2 separate regions of the Homo sapiens genome follow, and region 2 is linked to region 1. Evidence: chromatin loops called from intact Hi-C (ENCODE). Cell type or tissue: gastrocnemius medialis. All regions are shown on one strand. Links, peaks and the distances in the headings refer to the core of each region. The heading gives the core; the rest is flanking DNA.

Region 1 (10,268 bases), core at 675-8,674:
ATTTATTTTTAGAAAGATATTATTTCAATAATAAAAGTATTCTATTTAAAAGCCAAAGAAAACTTTATAATCACATATTTACAATCATTTGGTTGCTTAATTTTATCCATTATGTGTGGACTGTATTAGTTTCAGCCTCAAGTAAAACATTATTCTTCCTATTTCCGGGTGCTTGGGGAAGTAGCACCTCATGGTCAGGATTCATGCCACTTATACCAGACCTTTCGCAGCATCTAGCACTTCCCCCTGAAAAGCAGTTCTAATGTATTCACATTATAAAGTACAGAAAATTAAATTAAAACTACTTTATTTGAAAAATTTGCAGTGCTTCTAAGATGACTAGAGACACCTTTGCCTTAATGTGTTGGAGAATGATAGAAGAAGTCAATGCCTAACAACTTCTCACTTACCACAATGACAGCGCAGCTGATGAGCTAATGCCATCTCCTCTTTAGGCATAGAGGAATATTGTTCATGTGTTGCCCAAGCTAACTATAGCAGACTCTCTAGAAGTGAGACCCAGGCATATGAATGTTTTCATACAAGCTCCCAATTCTAATGTGACCTCAGGTTTGAGAACCACTGGGGTAGACAATTATAATTCTGCCTAAATTCACACAAGGGCTATATGATTATTTTTCTAGCAGTAGAGTTAACTGCCTGTTAATTTTATATACATGAAGGCACATGGAGGTAGGATGCCCTGAGCCAACAGAAGCTAGAAACTAAGTCTTCTGCCTAGGTTAGAAGTCCCCATTGTGTTTTTAAGGCCAACTATGATTCACTTCTCTTAAGCCTGAGATTGCCTGAGAGGGGATCCACGCAGCCGTTGAGGAATGAGGTTGGGCAATGCTGCTGGTGTTAGTCCTGCTGAGAGTCCTGCAATGGGGGCATCAACAGGGGGGACCATAACCACTGTAAGTGGCATAGTTTTTACATCCTAACTGACTGTGTTTTCCCATTATTGAACTACCTCCCATCTTCCCTCACCCTCTTAATAAGCTCTCATTTAACTACGTCATTATGATAAGCAAGCCCTATTGTGTCCCCACCCAAATCAGGTCCTCTGCATTACTGCATATACATTGTGGAAATAAAAGACACTTATTGGAGGAGGTAGCAATAAGGAGTAAGACATGTCATTTGTCCTCACAGGTGGATGTTTACATACATTTCTAAGCACCTGCATTTTCCAAGTCCAGGCTTTGGGCTCAGGACTAAAGCCAGCAGCATCTGCAGAAATTTCGTATTTTAGGCCTCTCCCCAGAATGAGTGAATCGTCATGTTACAGTAGGTGGCTAGTCAGGCATGCTCAGGGCAGGAGAGGACTCCCCAACCCCCAACCAGGAATGTCAGGCAACCATCAGGTGATGGTCAGGCGGTTGTTAACTGTCTTTCCAAAATAATAATTGGTCAGGTGCAGCTAGTGCCAGGGAAAGGCAGTCTCCCGATAAGATAGAAAATGCCTGAAACTGGTAATCAGCAGCTTCCCAATAAGACCTCAGGAGTTGGGCAAGTGAGCTCAAGCATGAGCATTAAGAAGCAAAATGGTAGAGTTTAAATGGTATATGACCTTCTAGGGACATTCGACTGGTAAGGGGAGAACGCCTCAAGAGAGCATGCGTACAACTCCACTAAACACACCACTCATGTTCCCCTCCCAAACGCTAGCAGGCCACTGCCTATGTGGACAGCCCACCCCACGGGAAGAATCAGGGAAGTAATGCAAGACCCTGGAAGTCAGAGGTCAAAGCATGCATTTGATCTCTCAAGTCGCCTGTTTGGCCCTCTTCCTTTCATTCCTGCCCTAAAGCTTTTTAAATTATTAATAACTTTGATTCCTGCTCTAAAACTTGCCTCAGTCTCTCCTTTTGCCTTACGCCTCCTCAAATTCTTTCTTCTTAGGAGGGAAGAATTGAGGTTGCTGCAGACCCATATGGATTCGCTGGTGGTAACACTCAGTTGATTTGGATGCACATTAAAATGTGAGAAACACTGAACCAGCACACAAAGATGACTGTGAGAGAGTTCCACCTGCACGGAGTGCATGGCTTCTGGCAAATACTTTTTTTTACAAAAAGTAAAAACATGGATCTCAGAAAAATGTATAGTGAGTGTGTGTCAAAGATTTATTTAATTCACTAATGAGGGGACCAGCAAAATGGCAAAGCTGGAGCAAAGGAGAATAGGAGGAAACTGATAAATGTAGTCAATAGGAAAAAAGAAAATGCTGGAATACAGTGTCAAAGTTAGGTACAAAACAGGTTAATGTCCTTTCTTTAGGACCCTAAACCTTTGGGTTTATTCTTTTTGATTGGAAGAAAATGGTTTGCCTCTTTCCTGGATAAAAATCATTTGTAATTTATCAATCTTCTACAAATATCTAACTTTCCAGAATCTAGCCTCTAGTTAACAAAAAATAGTAAGTCAAAGTTACTTTCCCTTTAGGTCTGTGTTAAATGATGCTTGAACATGATGAGAAAAACTATGATTATCTCCAGTTTTGTGTAATTTTTCCTAACAACTCAAAGAGGAGACAGATCTAGAAATAAATAATTGCAACAAAATTGCACAGGTAATGATAAAAATAGTTAACATTTTTGGAGTGCTAGGCACTGTTCTAAGTGTTTCCATGAATTGGCTCTTTTAATCACTGTCAAAACCCTATGAGGCAAGGGCTATTCTTATCCCCATTTTACAGAGGAGGAAATTGAGGCACAATGAGGTAATCGTTTACAGGCTGATGGTGGCCTTGGATGCACTCCCATTTCCCATTTCTAATTAAAATTTGAATCGGGTGATGAGATGTAATATGACAATTTGGTCTGTGGGCTGCCTGGAAACCCTAAGATGGTTTGTGTAGAATGCCTGCTGCATTTTGCAATTGGGGCTGCTCCTCCTGGTGCTCAGACCTCATGTGTCAGCTCATTACACCATCATTCCCAATCTTAGGGCTGGAGCAGTTAAGTTAGTGTGTCTAGCAGAGACAAGGGGAGGGAGACTGGTGTATACGCTGTAATTCAGTGGGATGGATGTGTCAGTGCTCTTTGTGAAAAAACAGAATTTCATAAAAATCTGGCGTTTTCTGGAAGTCTGGGTACTTAATTAGAGGGCTATATGGCTTGATTTGGTGTTTGGAATCCACTTTAGCAAGATGAGTTGCTTTTTTCTAATTAAATAAATCCACAATCTAATCCTCTAAAAATATGTTCGTAGGGCTGGGCGCAGTGGCTCACGCCTGTAATCCCAGCACTTTGGGAGGCGGAGGAGGGCAGATCAACTGACGTCAGGAGTTTGAGACCTGCTTGGCCAATGTGGTGAAACCCCGTCTCTACTAAAAATACAAAAATTAGCCCGGCGTGGTGGCAGGTGCCTGTAATCCCAGCTACTCGGGAGGCTGAGGCAGGAGAATCGCTTGAACCCAGGAGGCGGAGGTTGCAGTGAGCTGAGATCATGCCATTGCACTCTAGCCTGGGCAACAAGAACAAAACTCTGTCTCAAAAAAAAAAATGTTCATAGACAGTGGAAGGACTGCTCCAGCCTGCAAATCCCAGGGTAGGTGCTACTTTCCTGTCCCTGCTGTTCTACCTTATAGCTGGCACACGATGAAGTTGGAGATAGGACTTGATGAGCCTAATTGTTCTCCTCAGCCTCCTTTTGTTTTGTCACAATGAGCTGCACGTGCAGAATTGTTTTTATATGTAATTGCTCCCATGAGGGGGTAATTGCACCCAAAAGTGGCTGGCTGCACCAATGGCAGGAGCAATTAGTAATAAAAATGCAAATAATTGCAGTCATCCAAATTGCAGTCTTAAAATAGGGACACCCAGTAGAAGCTTGGTGAAGGATTTGGCCTGCTCTTTGTCCCATTGAAAGTGTATTTGTAATTCGAAATCAATATTATAATCTCTGGGCCTTCCTTGAGTTTCCATGCTTTTATGAGCCTCTTTAAAACGGTATATATTATGGGACCAGTAAAAAATCAGACTAATTCCAAATGTCAGCTCATTTAAAAACTAGAAAATGGAGTGACTTAGAGTCAAAATTATATTTTGGAAAAAAAAAACCCCACCGACAATTGAATAAATGAATTTTTATCATAACTGTGAATTTGATCTCCACACATCAAACCTGGGGGAAACAGGTCACAGAAGTAGTAATAAAGTGATTTTTTATTACTCAGCATCTAGGCACAATTTCAGCAACTCTAGCTACACATCTTTCCTGCTACCCTTGCCCCTCAACCAAGTTATTCCCAAAGAATGCAGGGAGATGGCAGCCTTGGTGAAGCCTGAGCATAACCTGTCTCCACAGCTTTGTACATGCCTCCTGTGATCTCCCACCTTCCCCACTCAGATAGCACTGGGTTGTGCTGGGTGGCTTTGGTGCTCTGCTGCTCTGGATGGCAATGTTGAGCTGACAGGTTGCCCCCTATAAAATGGGGATAAAATACTATTTTCTATTTGTGTTGTGCTCTGTAACATGGGCCATAGGGGATGGCATCTTTCTGCTTTTACAGCCTCACAGAGGTGTTAGTGAAACACCTCTTCTTTGTTTTTGTATCTCAACCTCTCTCCCCCACTCTAGGTAGAGAACTGCGGGAAGAAGGTACAGGGGAAAGCTAAGGGTGGGGGCAGCAAGAAGGGGGATCCACAGGCAGTGTGAGCCCTGCACTCCTCATCATACCAAAATCACCCCTTCACTCACATTTGTGCACACACAGGAATCCTTTCTTCTTTTAGGAGTTTTCTCCCATAAATTTCTTGGACACTCATGCAAATGAACATCCCAATGGGCTCCTTTTATTGGTCCACAGTGTTCCAGAGGTACCTGGACACGCCTGAATTTTACTGGTAAGACAGCCCCAGCTATCCTTGAGACCCCAGCTATAACGGTACTTGGTTGACAAAGAAACATTGCCCTAAGGAACACAGGAAGGGAAAGCAACATTTTAGGGCAAAGTATTTTACAGCACAGAAATAGCAAGCTCCTATTGATTACTGGTCCATAGGGACCAATGTCACCAACAGAATGAAGAAAATAAACTCTGGTGATGTGTGTATTATTTAGCATTCTTATATTGGCAAAGTCTTTTCCTCAGGGAAGAAGTTTGTTACATGGATCAATGCCAACTCAACCAGAAGAATGTGGAAGAAATGTAGGAATACATAAGGCACTTTTCTCCTCTAGAAATGCCACGACTTTCTTTTGCTTGCAGGGTAGTGGTAGACCTTGCAATGCTTTGTGGCCGTCCCCAGGGGATAGGGGTAAGCTCATTTGTTGACAAGAAACAATTTAGAGAAAACACTGGGCCACCTGTGGGCAGAATCTATTTAAAAACCAAAGGCTGGCCCAGCAGTGGAGATCTCATGGCTGCTGCTCTACGCGTGAGCTGTTAGTTGATTTAATAATAGCCTCCTCCACCTAGCGCTGGGACGAAATGTCACCTTCCATTTATTCCCACTGTTTGTAGCATCTGGGATGCCACTCCATCATCCAGCCAATATAATTCTTCCTTCCTTTATTGCTGTAGACAGCTCTCATTCAAAAGAGTTATGTAGCAGATAAAAGAAAAGGCAGTAAGTGGTCAAAAATGACTAAGAGAGAGGGGTTATAATGTATTTTTGCTGAGACTGAGGAAGTATAAAGAAAAATAGAATTGTGCAAGAATAAGAGGGCTATTCAGATATGGTGATATCAGATGAAATATGGTTGGGTCAACTATTCGGTTTGGGTAACCAGAGAAGGGAAGATCATTTTGAGCCCCTAGTAAATCTCCTTAAGAAGAAGCGACTGTCCATGTGTCCCAGGCCTAAAAGAAACTATGACTGTTTATGGAAGGAATTCTCTGTGTACAGGCTGCAGGCAGATTCTGTTCTTCTGCCTCGATGAACCGGTGTGTGGTCAGTGAACTCTGTGTGACAACAGCTTGCATATGGAAAACTGCCCATCTGCTGGACTTTCACGTGTTGCAGGGAAGCTGCAGCCTCCCTGTTTGCCTATGCTAAAATTAATTTAAGCTAGGGATAAATGCTTTAATTGCTCACTAAAGCTTCAAGTTCAAATATCATTGGGAGACACAGTGCATTAGTGAAAAAAATCACATTAAAATGTAAATGATTGACATGTAAGCCTAAATCAGAAAGAGGCTGTGAGAGGGGAGTGACAAAGCAGAAATATAATCTGTTGAGAGCTCTGGGTAGATTCATGCAGAGATGTTGGAGTATGAGAGCATAGTTTCTAAATGGCATGAAGAAGGTGGAGCTCTGGGTCAGCAGAAGGAGGGAGAGCGGTGTTTCATAGTGTCATGGATGTCCACTGATTTCACCTGATTGGTATTCTTTCCCCTTCGTCAGGTAACAGCATGCTCTTTTTTCTTTTTGGGCACTATGCTTCTCACGCTGCGTGTGGTCCTGGAAAAACTAAGTTCCCCCATGACCTTCTTCCATGACCTTCACAGAGGGGATCTCTGTGGTCCAGTCTGACCAACCGGCAGTCTCCATCATCTGGAACACTGGCCTTCCCTATGGCATGCTCTATGGACACTGGGAGAGAGGAGATGTCTATTTCACTCTGGGATTTCTAGTTGTAGGGATTGGGTAAGCCTGGAGTTGTTGGAAGCAATTTTCCCAGTAGTATGAGAGAAACTGCCTGTAGAACCAAGCCATCACACAGAGAAAAGCAGAGCCAAGGGGTGGGGAGACAAACACACTCAAGAGTTCTGATGGCGTCACTAAAGGCCCCAGATCGAGTCATGCCTGAAGGGAGAACACCCTAGTTACACGAGCCTCAATAGAGCCCCTTTCGGCTTGAGAAAGTTTCAGTTGGGTTTTTGTCATGTGAAACCCAATGCAAGGGAATTAGAGAATAAAAAAAGTCAAAGGATTTTAAATAAGAGTAGATACAAACACTGTGTTTACACTACATTTTTCAAAGGCCCGACACAGAAAAATGCAAACTGTTTGTGTTTCTTTGAATGTGATTTTGCTCTGAGATGGAAACGTGGGTTTTGGCTTTACCTGAGCAAGCTATTTATTCATTTCGTTTCCTCCTTCATAATATAAGAATAGTAGCAGTGCCTGCCTCCAGTAGGTTAATACATGCAGAGCTCTTAGAACAGTGCCCAGCACATAGTAAATGCTCTATACATATTCTCCACTCTAGTAGTCTCCTTGCATTTCCTTTCTTTCCTCTGTTAATTTTCCCCCATCCGAAGTCAGCATCAAAAAAAGGCAGAGCCAGGTGTATATGCTGTTGTCCCAGCTACTTGAGAGGCTGAGGGGGGAGGATTGCTTGAGTCCACGAGTGAACCCAGGAGCTCAAGGTCAGTGTGGGCAACATAGTGGGACCCTGTGTCAAGAAAAAGAAGAAAGAGAAGAAAGAAAGAGAGAGAGAGAGAGAGAGAGAAAGGAAGGAAGGAAGGAAGGAAGGAAGGAAGGAAGGGAAGGAAGGAAGGAAGGAAGGGAAAGAAAGAAAGAAAGAAAGAAAGAAAGAAAGAAAGAAAGAAAGAAAGAAAGAAAGAAAGAGAAAGAAAGAAAGGAGGGAGGGAGGGAGGGGAGAGAGAGAGAAAGAAAGAAGAAAGAAAAGAAAGAAAGAAAAGAAGAAAGAAAGGAAGGAGGCAGGGAGGGAGGAAGGGAGGGAGGGGAGAGAGAGAGAGAGAGAAAGAAAGAAAGAAAGAAAGAAAGAAAGAAAGAAAGAAAGAAAGAAAGAAAGAAAGAAAGAGAAAGAAAAGAAAAGAAAAGAAAGAAGAAAATAAGAAAGAAGAAAATAAAAAAGAAAAGAAAAGAGGAAAACTAGTCTGGTAAATACCAGGCAGAACTTGCTTTGAAGGTTGGGGGCTGGGAAATAACTGAGGTGGTGAAGGCAGAGCCTCTTCAGTGAATGGGGATAAAATAGAATCTGTCAAGAACACACATTTGTTAACAAATTTGAGTTCGTCAAATATAGACTGAACACAAATTAATCAGTTTGTTCACATTAGCCTTTAATATCTTCTTAACTAGTGAAAATTTAATGCTGGTACATATTTTCTGGTATACGATTTTAAAGACAATTTGTAAAGCTGTAGGGAATTCATTCAACCAAATCACCTGTGGAACAGTGAGCAGAATGATCTTAAAATAATATAGAATATTAGATAATACAAAAAATTATAGGGGTGTAGCTTGGTTATTGATATGGTTTGGCTGTGTCCCCACCCAAATCTCATCTTGAATTGTAGCTTCCACAATTCCCATGTGTTGTGGGAGGGACCCAGTAGTGGGAGACAATTGAATCATGGGGCTGGTTTTCCCCATACTGTTCTCATGGTAGTGAATAAGTCTCATGAGATCTGATGGTTTTATAAGGGGAAACTCTTTTTGCTTGGCTCTCATTCTCTCGTCTGTCTCAATATAAGATGTGCCTTTCATCTTCCATCATGATTATGAGGCCTCCCCAGCTGAGGCAGGAGAACAAGGTATGGAGGCAGGGAACCTAAGGCCATTTCACACTGACTTCCGAGAACTAAATTGAAAGGAAAACCCTAACTTCCCAAGCCTAAGTAACAAAAGGACCAGAGACTACTCCCTTTACAAACCCCCACATTTTCTGCAAGGCAAATTGGAAATTGAATGTCTACAACCAGTCAGACGATTGCAGGCAGAGTCTTCGTTTGTGTAAAAGTGCAACTTTGTAACTTCACCTTAACCTCTGATTGGTTGTTTTTTGCAGCCTATCAGATGTTTGCACAGGAGTGTAACCTTTGTAACTTCGCTGCAGCCTCTGATTGCAGGCCGCCACTTCATTTACATGAGGTGACCACCAAGTGGCCAATGGGAAACCTGCAGAGGGTATTTGGACCTGAGAAGATTCTGTATCCAGGCACTTGAGCCCCTATGCTCCGGCCACTCCCACACTGGGGAGTGTACTTTCATTTTCAGTAAATCCCTTCATTCCTTCCTTGTTTTGCTGGTGCGTTTTGTCCAATTCTTTGTTCAAGATGCCAAGAACCTGGACACCCTCCACCGGTGACACAGCCATGTGGAACTGTAAGCCCATTAAACCTCTTTTTCTTTATAAATTACCCAGTCTTGGGTATGTCTTTATCAGCAGCATGAAAATGAACGATTACAGTTATACGCTAACTCAGAGTTGAAGATACTTGGTTACAGAATATTTGACATTAAAAAAAAAAACAGGGACCTTTTTGTGCATGACTCCTTCCAATGCCCTTGGGGGATATAAATTGATGTGTTCTCATGTTTATATATTTTTATAAGATTTGCAAAAGTAAATGTTTTTGTATTCTTTTTTTTTAAAAGAGACTGTAATATTGTAAGAACTCCAGGCCCCATAAAACCTGGAATCACTTTCTGTCAAAGGACTTAACACTATTATGATAGATTTCCTAGTGTATTGATAAGAAAAAATCAACCAAAATTTGGAAATAAGGCCAAGAGAGAAACCACGACCTTTTAATATCAGTCAAGGAGTTGTTCAAGAAACCCATCAATGAGTATTTAATTATCTAGGGAAATGTATCTTTGTTTGATTCCTTTTTAATTAATGTTTACAGGTCTCAGACTTTGTGAAATTACATGCTAACTTGCAGACATTTTTGTCTGGTGGAGATGCAAATGATTTCTGTCTGAGAGAAAAGGTAACCTAAAAGATGATAGTTTTATTGCCCTGTAAGACATTAACAAGTTTTGTATCTAATCTAGTAATCTCATTCTCTCTTTATTTTTTGTTGCCAAGGAACACCCAGTTCCTCCAATATTCTTTGCACCAGAGTTACCATCTTACAAATTCCCTCCTTAATGAATTAAATAACATATTTGACATGTGTTCATTCTAAATTTGTACAGGAGTTATGTCTTTAACTTTCTGAAAATTGTACTTTGACAGTATGTTAAACTCTCTAAAGAAAATCATTCTATTTATAATTTATTATGACATACGCAAGTATATGTCACCCATCTTTATATGTTTACTTATAGTCAGGATTCGAACTTGGCTTGAGCTGCTCTCACCACAAAACCTCATAATCTCTTTCACTTTATGGCCTGGTGGGCTGGCACAGAGCCCCAACTTGAAACCATGCATGTAACCTTTCTGAGCCTCAATTTTCTCATCTGTGAAATGTGGGTTGCTGTTAACATTACGAGATGAGGTCTTTAAGGCTCTGACATAACACCTCACATATTTTCCCTCAACAATTGTTGACGTCTTTCTTGTCTCAGCCAGTATGCTTTCAGTTACTCAAGGCAGCTCAGGTGTCTCCCAGA
Region 2 (10,268 bases), core at 1,087-9,086, 110 kb after region 1:
GACTCTGATTTAGAGTATGAGCCCTGCTTGAGAAAAGCACATGGGACAATTGATTTCTTTCTCCCTTCAAGCGGCAGTGGATATTTACTTAATCTGTTTAGACATTCAGTTTCCAAGAGAGAGTTCATTATGTATGTTACATCTACTATATCTCTGATATATTCCCTTATTTGACTTTGTGGGCTTTTTTCCCAGATCATCATAGACTGTGCTTTCCAATCCAGAGGGAAATTGTGGCGTTTATCTGAAACGACCCATTTAGATGGATTTGCAATTTAAAGGGAGATTTGGAAATGTGGCATATTTCATTTCATTAATGGAAGTGACATACATGGCTCATTAAGCCCCACCAGTAAGTTTCTACTTGAAAAACTTTATAACTTGCTGGTCAGCCTTGGGGGCCTTCACATACTCAAAAAACACATTTCAATTTGTAGGCGTTTATAATTTGGAATTCACAGTACTTGCTTCTAGGTTGTCTGCATTAGCAAGCTAGCAGCAACCAGGACTAAAGTGCTACACAGTGCCTTTTGCACTCAGGAAGTCATCGTTTATTTGTTATTTCTTGGTTGATTTATACTTAGCTAATTATTGCTCTACTCTTGGCCAGTTATAGTTTCTTCTGTAGGGTCCATGATTCTGGAAGTTTGTAGTTGTGGCCAAGTTATAATGAATTCCTTTCGGCATTCCTATAACCAAATTACATTAATCAAACTTAAAGAACTCTCCCCAGATTCTGCAACATTAAAAAAAAAAAAAAACCAACAACAATAGCAACTAAAGACATTGTGACATAATCAAACCTATTCGTGGTACTGTTTAAGGGTATGAATATTGGAGTCTGAATACCAGGTTACAATTCCTATATAAAGCACTTTACTTTTCAGGCAAATTACATAATTTCTCTGAGTTTTAATTTCTTCACCTGTAAACTGGGCATTTTAAATCACCTGGCTTAACTACCTCACAGGTTGTATCAAAAAACACGAAGTGTGTGTTTTCTTTCTGTAAACTGTTAAATAAAATACAAATGTTATTTCTACCATAGTGCTTGCAGAAAGTAAACTTCCAGAAAATAGACTTTTAGGGATAATTGAGGCTTCACCACAAATATTTTTTATTTTAATTAGAATGGAAACAAACATACTTTTCTTCTGTGTTCAACAATCCTGGGACCAAACCAAATAACTTACTTACTTGCTCCAGGAAATTCTTGTTCCCAGAGGCTGAGAACCAATTAAATGGCTGACTTACCAAGAGTAACATCTTGTTCATTAGTACTCACTTCTATACCCTCTCCTCACTGTGCCCAACAACCCAAAGATATTGTGTTATAAACTGCCCAATCCTAGTTTCCTGCCTTGCAAGGCTTGCCATAAAAGCCATCCATCCCAGGCACTAAAATACTATAAATATCCTCTCCTGAGTTTCCCCTTTTGAGATAAAACCAAGGCTTTGTCAAGGTGGTGTTTTCTCTTTCCGCAATAGGATAAAAAGCTTAGCTTTGCTTGATCAACAGGTTTTTCTGGTAGTTTTTTGGGAAATAAACATAATCCTGTGAAAAATCTTCCCTAAATGTAGTATTCCAACTTTCTTTCTTCCACAGCAGGATGGCCTGGTGGAACATACTATTCAGTGCCCTGGGTGATCATTTAAAATATGAATTTTTCATCCAAATGTGTAGTCCACTAAAGTTCCAATAATTTCAAACCTCTGAATGATTGAGTCCTAGTTGAGAGTGGAATGAAGTAGTCCCCAAAGCTGCTGCCTCAGAATTTGGGGCCCAATAATAGGGCAATTCAACTTCCATGGGAGCTTCTGGTGCCCAGCCAAGAGCTGAGGTCTTCTGGCTTAACGTTTGTTAATTACGGTATAGTTGAGGTTTTCAGACTTCGGTGTGTATAAAATCATTGGAGAAGCTTATTTGTAATGTAGATTTCAGAACCCCATCCCCAGAGATTCTAATTCATAGACACAGAATATAGGGCCCCAGAATCCATATCTTAAGTCTATAGTCTTTTACAGACCATATTTTGAGAAATATTGAATGATTATAGGGGAAGTAAGACCCTCGTGGATGCAGGAAACTGGTTATGATGAAAATCTTTAGATAATATCTAGTAATGAGGCACAATATCCTGAAATAACACTGTTTATTCTGGGCTTTAGTTTCCTCATTTGCAAAACAGAATTGCGAAGATTTATTAACCACAAGAGTTAAAGTATATTTGGGTTCATGAGCTGCCCGATTCTCCTTGCTTGATGCTCTGCAAATAAAAACCCTCCTTTCTCTTGCTGCAAACCTCACTGTGGATGTTTGGTCTTACTGTTCCAGGCAAGTGGACCCCAGTTTGGTTCAGTGACACCCGGGGCCAGGGAATAGGCTTCTGCTATGCCGTTGATCTGTCATCCTCAGCATGTGGCTTCCACTTTCTAGTCTAAGGCTCATGCAGCCACCACTTCTGCATTCCAGGCATCAGGAAGAAGAAGGGAGAGCAAAAGACAGGAATCTTCTCCATAAGGCACTTCCCAGAAGTTGCACATGTCACTTCTACTCACATCTCATTGGCAGAATTAAGTCACGTGATTATACCTAACTAAAACAGAGGCTGGGAAATGCGGTCCTTGTTCAGAGCAGCCAAGTGTCTGGCTAACATTCAGCAAAGGAAAGCGTATCTATTATTAAGGAGAGGGGAGAGAACCAATTATTGGTTTCTGCTACATGGACGTTGTATAAAGGGCCTTAGCTATCATGTTGGAATAGTTTGTATTTAATTCATCTAGGAATTTGGAGACAATACATTGTTTAGAGGCAAAAATGTGACATTATTTTACGAATATAATCCATCTTTCAGTGATCTGTAGGAGGGACTAAAAGAAGGAAAACTTGAAGCAGGAAGGCCAAATCCGTGATGGCAACAGGTAAAGCAAGAGGTAATGTGGACAGAATTTAGCAGCAGCAGTAAGAATAGAAAGGAGACACTCAACTGAAAAAATGGAACCAAAAAATTTGGTAACTGAATTTACTGTGTGGATGAACAATGAAATGAGAATGTCAAACTTCAGTCGTGACTGCCCAGAATGGAAGAGCACAAGCTCAAATGTCTACAGAGGCCCTGTAGATAAGTAATTGGGCAAAATGGGCTCCCATATCACCCAATAGGAAGGCAGGGGGCCTTCCTGGTGCCTAGCAATAGAAAAGCTGCTCAGGCCCCTGGAGACACCACTGCTCAGACTTTGAATACCACTGGGGCCGTCTTGGGGGGCAGGGGCAGGGAGATAGGAGTCTCAAAAGAGACTCCTACAGCAGGAGAAATAAAACATTTATCAATATCTCCCACTTAAAAATCTCAAACTACCCTATTAAATGAGTATAAAACACTTATATAACCACTTCCACCCTAAGCCTCCAAGATGGATAAGGATTATAAAATAGTCAGCATTTCTACATGCCCTAACAATATCTAAGAGCTAAAATTTATGTAATGTTTTGTTGTTTTCATTTTTTTAAAATTCATTTATTTACTCATTCTCTTAAATGGGATTCCCATTTTACATGTGAGAAAACTGAGAAATAGTCATGTTAACTAACAGTCATATTGCCGGAAGGGGTAAAGCTGAGATCCTAACTCGGGCCTTTCTGCCTCATCATCCCAAGGTCTCCCACCTCTGTTACATGAATGAGCAGAAAGCGATCACTTCTGGATTGTGTGGATGTGCATGCATGCTGTCAATTTTATTGATCACAAAGAGCTAAGAATGCCCTGAGTAATCTGGAAAACACAATTGTTATGTCACTTTCAGAAAAACTGCTTCCGTGTGGATTGGTAGTCAGTGTTCCTGTAATATGAGAGTTTTCTCTTCACTTGGGACATTGAGACCTAGTGATGTTTCTGGCTTTCTGAAATCTCTTGCACATATTCTCTTGGTTGGTGTGGCAACTGCTTCTGTTGCTGCTACTGACGTACGCAGGCCTTTCATGTTGCTCACTGAACTTACTGAGACTTCTAGGTTGGCTCATGACCCAGATGCATTCCTTAAACTCTTCCCACCTGAACTCATAAACACACAAACCCTGCTTTGAGCCTCCTTCAGAGAATAAAATCTCTGTTAACCTGGAATAAAATATATCTAGTAAATAAAGAATAATGTATTACCATTGTTGATGACATAAGGAATTTTGAAACAGCCCAAACATCTCATCATAGGGTTTTATGTGCCCTACTTATGTATCATCATAAGCTTATAATGAAAGAGCTACTCAATGAAATGTTATTTATTTATTCATTAAAAAATGGTAAATGAGCAGTCAAGAAATTGAATGTGGCTGTGGTTTTTATCACGTTAAAAAAAAAAGGAAAATGGCAGGAAGGAAATATACCAACATTTTAACATTGGTTACATAGCCTGTAGCACATTTAAACAGAAAGAAATCTTGTTAAAGGAACATTTTGTGAGAACTGCAAATCAACAGAACACCAGCATCTCAGCTGTTAGATTTGGTTCAGATATTGATCAATAATAATAACAAGAGGGGTTCTTTACTTAAGACTTCATGAAGCGAATAGAAATTTGAAGAGAATGACTAAACCCATGCTTTAAAGCAAGAATTATATGCAGTCTTACAAGAGAGTGGAAAGCATGATGAAGAATCAAGTCCTGGAGTCAGACTACTAATTGCAAGGCTTTAGGAAAGTTACTTAACCTCTATGTGCTTCTATTTCCTTTTTTTAAAAAAAATGGCACGGTGAAACCCCGTCTCTACTAAAAATACAAAAAATTAGCTGGGCGTGGTGGCGGGTGCATGTAGTCCCAGCTACTTGGGAGGCTGAAGCAAGAGAATGGCTTGAACTGGGAGGCAGAGCTTGCAGTGAGCTGAGATCGTGCCACTGCACTCCAGCCTGGGCGACAGAACGAGACTCTGTCTCAAAAAAAAAAAAAATGGTGTTGTTGAGGATGAAATAAAACTACCTGGCAAACAATAAGTACTCGATAAAAGTTACTAGAAGCATTCTGACATTGATTCTCTTTCTTTTCTTGCTAAGAAAATGTTGATAAGCATTAGCCGCATGTAGCAAAAGAATGACTGTGTCCAGTGTTTGGAAACATATTTGGCACCTCCTTCTGCTTGCTTAGGAAAAGCTCCCTGAGTGATGTAGCTCTCAGTTCTTTCTTTAATCTGGGAGCTTTGTAGTCTGTCCTTTGGGTGGAAAATTAACCTCATATATGGGATCCAAAATGAAGTTAATTTCCACAAGTGGGAGGAAAAACAGACGCCATGACATTTCCTATGTAATGCCGTCACGCATTCTCCTTTCCACTGTGCAGCACACTGGGGTGGCACAGCTCCAATATGCAGCCTGCGTTATGTTAGAGGCTTGACTAGAGGGTAGGATGGAAGGGCCGCACGTGAGCCAGCTGCAGGAGGAGTAAAGTGTCAGGAGGAAAGGGACAGAGTAGGAAAGGGACAGAACAGTCACGCTCTGCCCCAAATTCACTTTGTGACGTTGGGCAAGTGGACTCACTCTGACCCTTGGTTCCTCCCCAGGCAAAATGAGGGGCAGAACTGAGTAAATTCCTCCCAACACTAACATCTATGATTCTATTTTCCCCTCCCAGTGACCACTTCCTCTGAAAGTACAGCTGACTCACGACCCCAGGCAGCTTAAGATGTGCTCCAAGCCCTTTCTCATCAGTAAAGCCTGACTAATATCAGCCTGAATTTAAGGCTGTTTAGCAATTGTCCTGCCTGCAGTTGGGGGTGAAGGAGGTGAGCTCCCCATCTGTGCAGGCTGGAGGCTCTGCATTTACCCACTGTGATCATTGCCATGGTCTATTGCTGCTTCGTCTTTAAACACTGTTTACTCTGCCTTTCCTCTCTCCCAGCATTCTTCTGAATTGGGCTGGATGATTTCTCCTTTTCCTTTTCAGAAGTTTAGTTTACCTTTAGCTTTAGCTTGGAGCTTTGGTGATGAAAGAAAAGAGATCGTATTTCCTCTAGTCAGAGCTGTATTTTCAGGGCACAGCTGCCTGGACCCACTAGAAATATAACAAGAGTACATATGAGGTCATGGTCAAATCCCATCCGGCTCCCTCCTAATAGGAGAAGAACGCAATGAGAGTTTAGTCTCCGGAAAGTCAAGCTTAGCCAGGCTTGTGGGCTGGATGCTGGGTGCTGGTGTCATAGTAGATCAGTTGAAGGGACGGTGTTTTTCCAGGTTCTGGATGGAGCTCCAATCTTTTCTCTATTTCTAAATTCTCATGACTGCCTAAGGGCTAGGAGAGGCCTTAATCTTTGATTCATGGAATGTTGGAACCAGAAGGTCTCCAAGTGCTGTCGTGTTGTGACACTGAAGCACTGTTTATTGATTCCCTGGAAAGCCCTAACAAATATGACTGGTGCAGAATGCACTTTGGAAGGCCATCTAGTCGAATTAGGAGTCTTGTAATTCCATGTTCATGTCACCTGTGCGTGTGACCAGTGTACATATATGCACAGATTTGCGCATGAAGCAGGTGACTGGGGAACGAATGACCTATTTGCCAAAGCATTTGGAATATTCACTCCAAGACAGCAATTAGCAATAAATCCAGGTCTTTGAGCTGGTAATAATATCTACATGTATACAGTATTGATTGAGCTCTTATGATATGCTAGGCATTATCCTGCAGGCTTCATAAAGATTGTATTATTTAATGTTCACTATGATCTTATCAGATTGGGGCTGCTATTCTTCACACTTAATGAATGGGGAAACAAGGCTGAGAAAATTTAAGTAAAATTTAAATTTTCCGAACTCACAAAGCTGCTCATGTTAAAAACAAAATTTAAACCAAAGTAGTCCATCTGCAGAGCTGTGCATCTATCAAAAAAACTATACTGCTCCCCTACATGTGGTCTCTGTCCCAATGACATGGTGAATACTTTTCATTTTGCAATGAATTTCACTTAGTGTAGGTTAAGAACCAGGATTTTGGAGATTTAGTACTGCCTAGATTCAATCTCAGTTCTGTCATCTGTTGTTAGAATCTTGGCCAAGTTGATTAACCTCTGTGCCTTAGTTTCCTCGTCTATAAAATGGGGATAATAATGGTATCACTCTCACAAAGTTGTGATGATTAAATGAGAAAACATAAGCAAAGGTCTTAGAACATAGTAATGCTAGCCATTCTTAACTTTTTAGCTATTATTAGTAACAAACATGTATTGATTACCTACTGTATTTCAGGTATTAGGTTCTTAGACGTAGGCAGAGGAGAGGGACAGGATATTATGGTTAATAAAAAAAGATGTTATAGAGAGGGAAAGATATATTTTAAACCAATCATGATATAAAGTGTTATAATCCATAGTGGATCACTAAGAAAGGATTGACAGGCAGAGACAAAGTTGCAAAGGGAGGTTTGGGACCAGACTTGAAAGGATACAGAAACTGCAAGTGCTAAAGGGTTGGGACTTCATCCTGTGTAGGCAATGTAGGTAACCAAGGAGCTGAGGTGTTTTTAAAATAGTGGTTGGTGGCACAATCATTTAAGGGTTTTACTAACCACTGTCTGAACCCTATTTAGTTAAAGGTGAGTATTAGAAAAAGTTCTAAGAGAACAGAAATGGTCCTTATAAAAACAGTTTTGCCAGATTTTAAAAAAATTCTGTTTGCAAGCTGATCTGTAGATTTTATATAACATTAAAATATTCTCTGTACCAAAAAAGGACTTCAAATCATTTTATATCCTGATCCCACATGCATTGTGCAAATGACTCTCATTGACTTAATACATTTGGCATCCTCTAGCATGTATAAAACATGCTTTATAAATAGTAACATAGCCCGTGCTGCCAGGGCCTCCTCTTGACTCAGGCAAAGATGACAGTGTATTCTCTTAAGAATATGAGATAATGCATGAGGCAGTTCTTGCAATATGTATGCCAGAGAAGGTTTGAGCTGGGGCATAATCTCTAGGGAATGGGAATAATTTTAAAAGTCAAAGCTATGGTTGGCTGGTTTTTACAGCAATAAACCCAACCTGTTCCACCAGTTCCATTCTGCATGGTTGATTAAGTGACCAGCATGACCAGCCAGTCATTCTCTGCTGTGTATGCCCAGCTCAAACACAGAGAGCTAAATGAAGTGGAAAAAACCCACATTAATAAAGGAAGAGCTGAGGATGTGCAAGGATTTAGCACAAAATGTTCATCACAGTGTTAATTAAAATAGTAAGGATGCCCAACATTTGGTAAAGTGTTTGACTGTTATAGTACATCTGTAAGACTCACTACTTCGCAGTTATTGAAAAGGATGATCTATAAAAGAATATAATAACACAAAGGAATTATACCACAGTAAATGATGATTTTAAAAAGAAAGCTTCTAATACTGTATGCACAATAAAATCTTATTTTTTAAAAGAAAAAAGATTCATGTTTTAATAGCTATTATCTTTAGAGGTTGAGATTATTGGGGACTTTTGTTGTATTCTTTTGCTTATGTATACTATTTAATTTTTCTATAGTGAAGATCTATTAATTTTATATCAAAAGTTAAAAAAAAAAATCTTCCCCTCTCTTCCTGCGTGTTGCCTACAGAGGGAAAGCCATCTCCTTCTTGACACCATGGCTACCCTTAGACCCCTCGTGAAGCCCAAGATCATCTAAGATGGACCAAGAAGTTTATCCTTCACCAGTCAGACTGACATATCAAAATTAGATGTACGCATATAGCAGCAACCCAGAGGCATTGACAACAGGGTGGGGAGAAAAATCAAAGGCGAGACCTTGATCCCCAACATTGGTTGTGGGAGCAAAAAGAAGCAAAACACATGCTCCCCAGTGGCTTCCAAAAATTCCTGTTCCACGATGTCAAAGAGCTGGAAGTGCTGCTGATGTGCAACAAATCTTACTGTGCTGAGATTGCTCAACATGCTTCTCCAAGAACGGTTAAAGCCACTGTGGAGAGAGTAACCCGACAGCCCAGCAGAGTCACTAGTCCCAATGCCAGGCTGCACAGCAAGAAAAATTAATAGACAGCTCATGTACACATTTTATTTGTGTTAAATAAAACCATAAATACTCTGTCATCTGGCATCCTCCCCCTTAAAAACATACAAAAAATACAAAAACAAAAACCAAGAAAATCTAAATAAAAGAATAAAATATTTGTGGGTGCTTTATACATGTTGCTCATTTAGTTCTCACACCAGTCCTATGAGATGGTGTGGCAAAAACCATCAGTGTTCTCCCAAATCCATGTGTTTCATGGCATTTCCAGACTCCTTTGCAGTCAGATTGGTCATATAAAAGACTTCCGACAGATGAAATGTAGACATGAGTTATGCACCCCCTTCCAGCCTGGCCTTACAATAGCCTACAGTGCTTTTTGCTCTCTCTCCTTCTCTTCTTCATCACACTGAAAGCAAATAACTCCAACTCGTGGCCCAATTAAAGGAGCTCAAATGTTCAGAGAGCTGCCCAGGAAAACCACCTATCTTCACCCACTTTGTGCTCCCTCTCTCTTTCTGTCATGTGAGGATACAACAAAAAGTTGGCAGTCTGCACCCTTGAAGGGGGCCCACACTTGGACCCAAGTATGCGGGCACTCATCTCAGACTTACAGCCTCCTGAACTGTGAGAAATATATTTCTGTTGTTTGTAAGCTACCCCACGTAAGAATGTTTTATAGCACCCCAAACTGTCTAAGGCAGTGCATTTACAAGATTGATATTCACAGTCATTATTGGTATAATTGCATCAACATCTAACATATTTGTGATGTTTTCTATTTGTTGCCCTTGATTTTTCTTTTTATTTTTGTCTTTCACACTTTTTCTGCCTTTTATGGTTTTAATGAGCATTTTATCTCCTTTATCAGCATATCATTTGTAGTTCTTTTTTTTTACTTTTATTTATGGTTGTCCTAGAGTTTGCAGTAGACATTTATAACAAATCCAAGTCTACTTTTAAATTACACTATACTTCTGTAGTGCAAGTACCTTATAGTAACAAAATATTTGTAATTCCTGTCTTACATTCCTTTTATCATGTTGTTGTTCATTTCACTTATACATAAGCAAGTATATATGAATACATTGTTTGTGTTATTATTTTGAACAAGCTGTTAGAACAATTAAGAAAAAATAAAGAGTTGAAGAAAGATATAACATATTAACATTAATTAAAAGAAAGCAAGAATAGCTATATATTAATTTCAGACAGAATAGACTACAGATCAAGGAAAGTTATCAGGGATAAAGAGAGGAATTACGTACTGATA

Evidence for each region. Hi-C counts contacts between places; a loop is a spot of excess contacts. Peaks named below come from ENCODE experiments on the same cell type or tissue, not always from the same donor. Only the 100,000 strongest peaks of a DNase experiment are listed, where the experiment ranks them.
Region 2: it touches region 1 in a loop (6-fold over the local background); 2 of 110 quality-filtered maps call a loop at or near these places.

The regions. Positions count from the first base shown.
Region 1 is chr3:150,030,231-150,040,498 of GRCh38, forward strand. The region is part of intron 1 of LOC124909445 (a long non-coding RNA gene); the gene reads right to left. It overlaps LOC105374153 (a long non-coding RNA gene), which reads left to right and starts at 8,933. Exons shown (of 3, transcript XR_924577.3): 1 at 8,933-9,029; 2 at 9,557-9,640. RefSeq lists an enhancer at 8,692-8,986. In gastrocnemius medialis, for the core only: a CTCF peak has its summit at 5,416; DNase peaks (open chromatin) are centred at 5,381 and 5,911; H3K4me3 peaks cover 913 bases; H3K27ac peaks cover 4,997 bases.
Region 2 is chr3:150,141,927-150,152,194 of GRCh38, forward strand. LOC105374313 (a long non-coding RNA gene) reads left to right here. Exons shown (of 3, transcript NR_136187.1): 3 at 8,585-9,075. It also overlaps the pseudogene RPL32P9. Among named protein-coding and RNA genes, the nearest start is that of LINC01998, 65 kb to the left of the region's middle. In gastrocnemius medialis, for the core only: no CTCF peak of the experiment used is centred there; DNase peaks (open chromatin) are centred at 3,965, 5,375, 6,055, 7,835 and 2 weaker places; H3K4me3 peaks cover 431 bases; H3K27ac peaks cover 7,675 bases.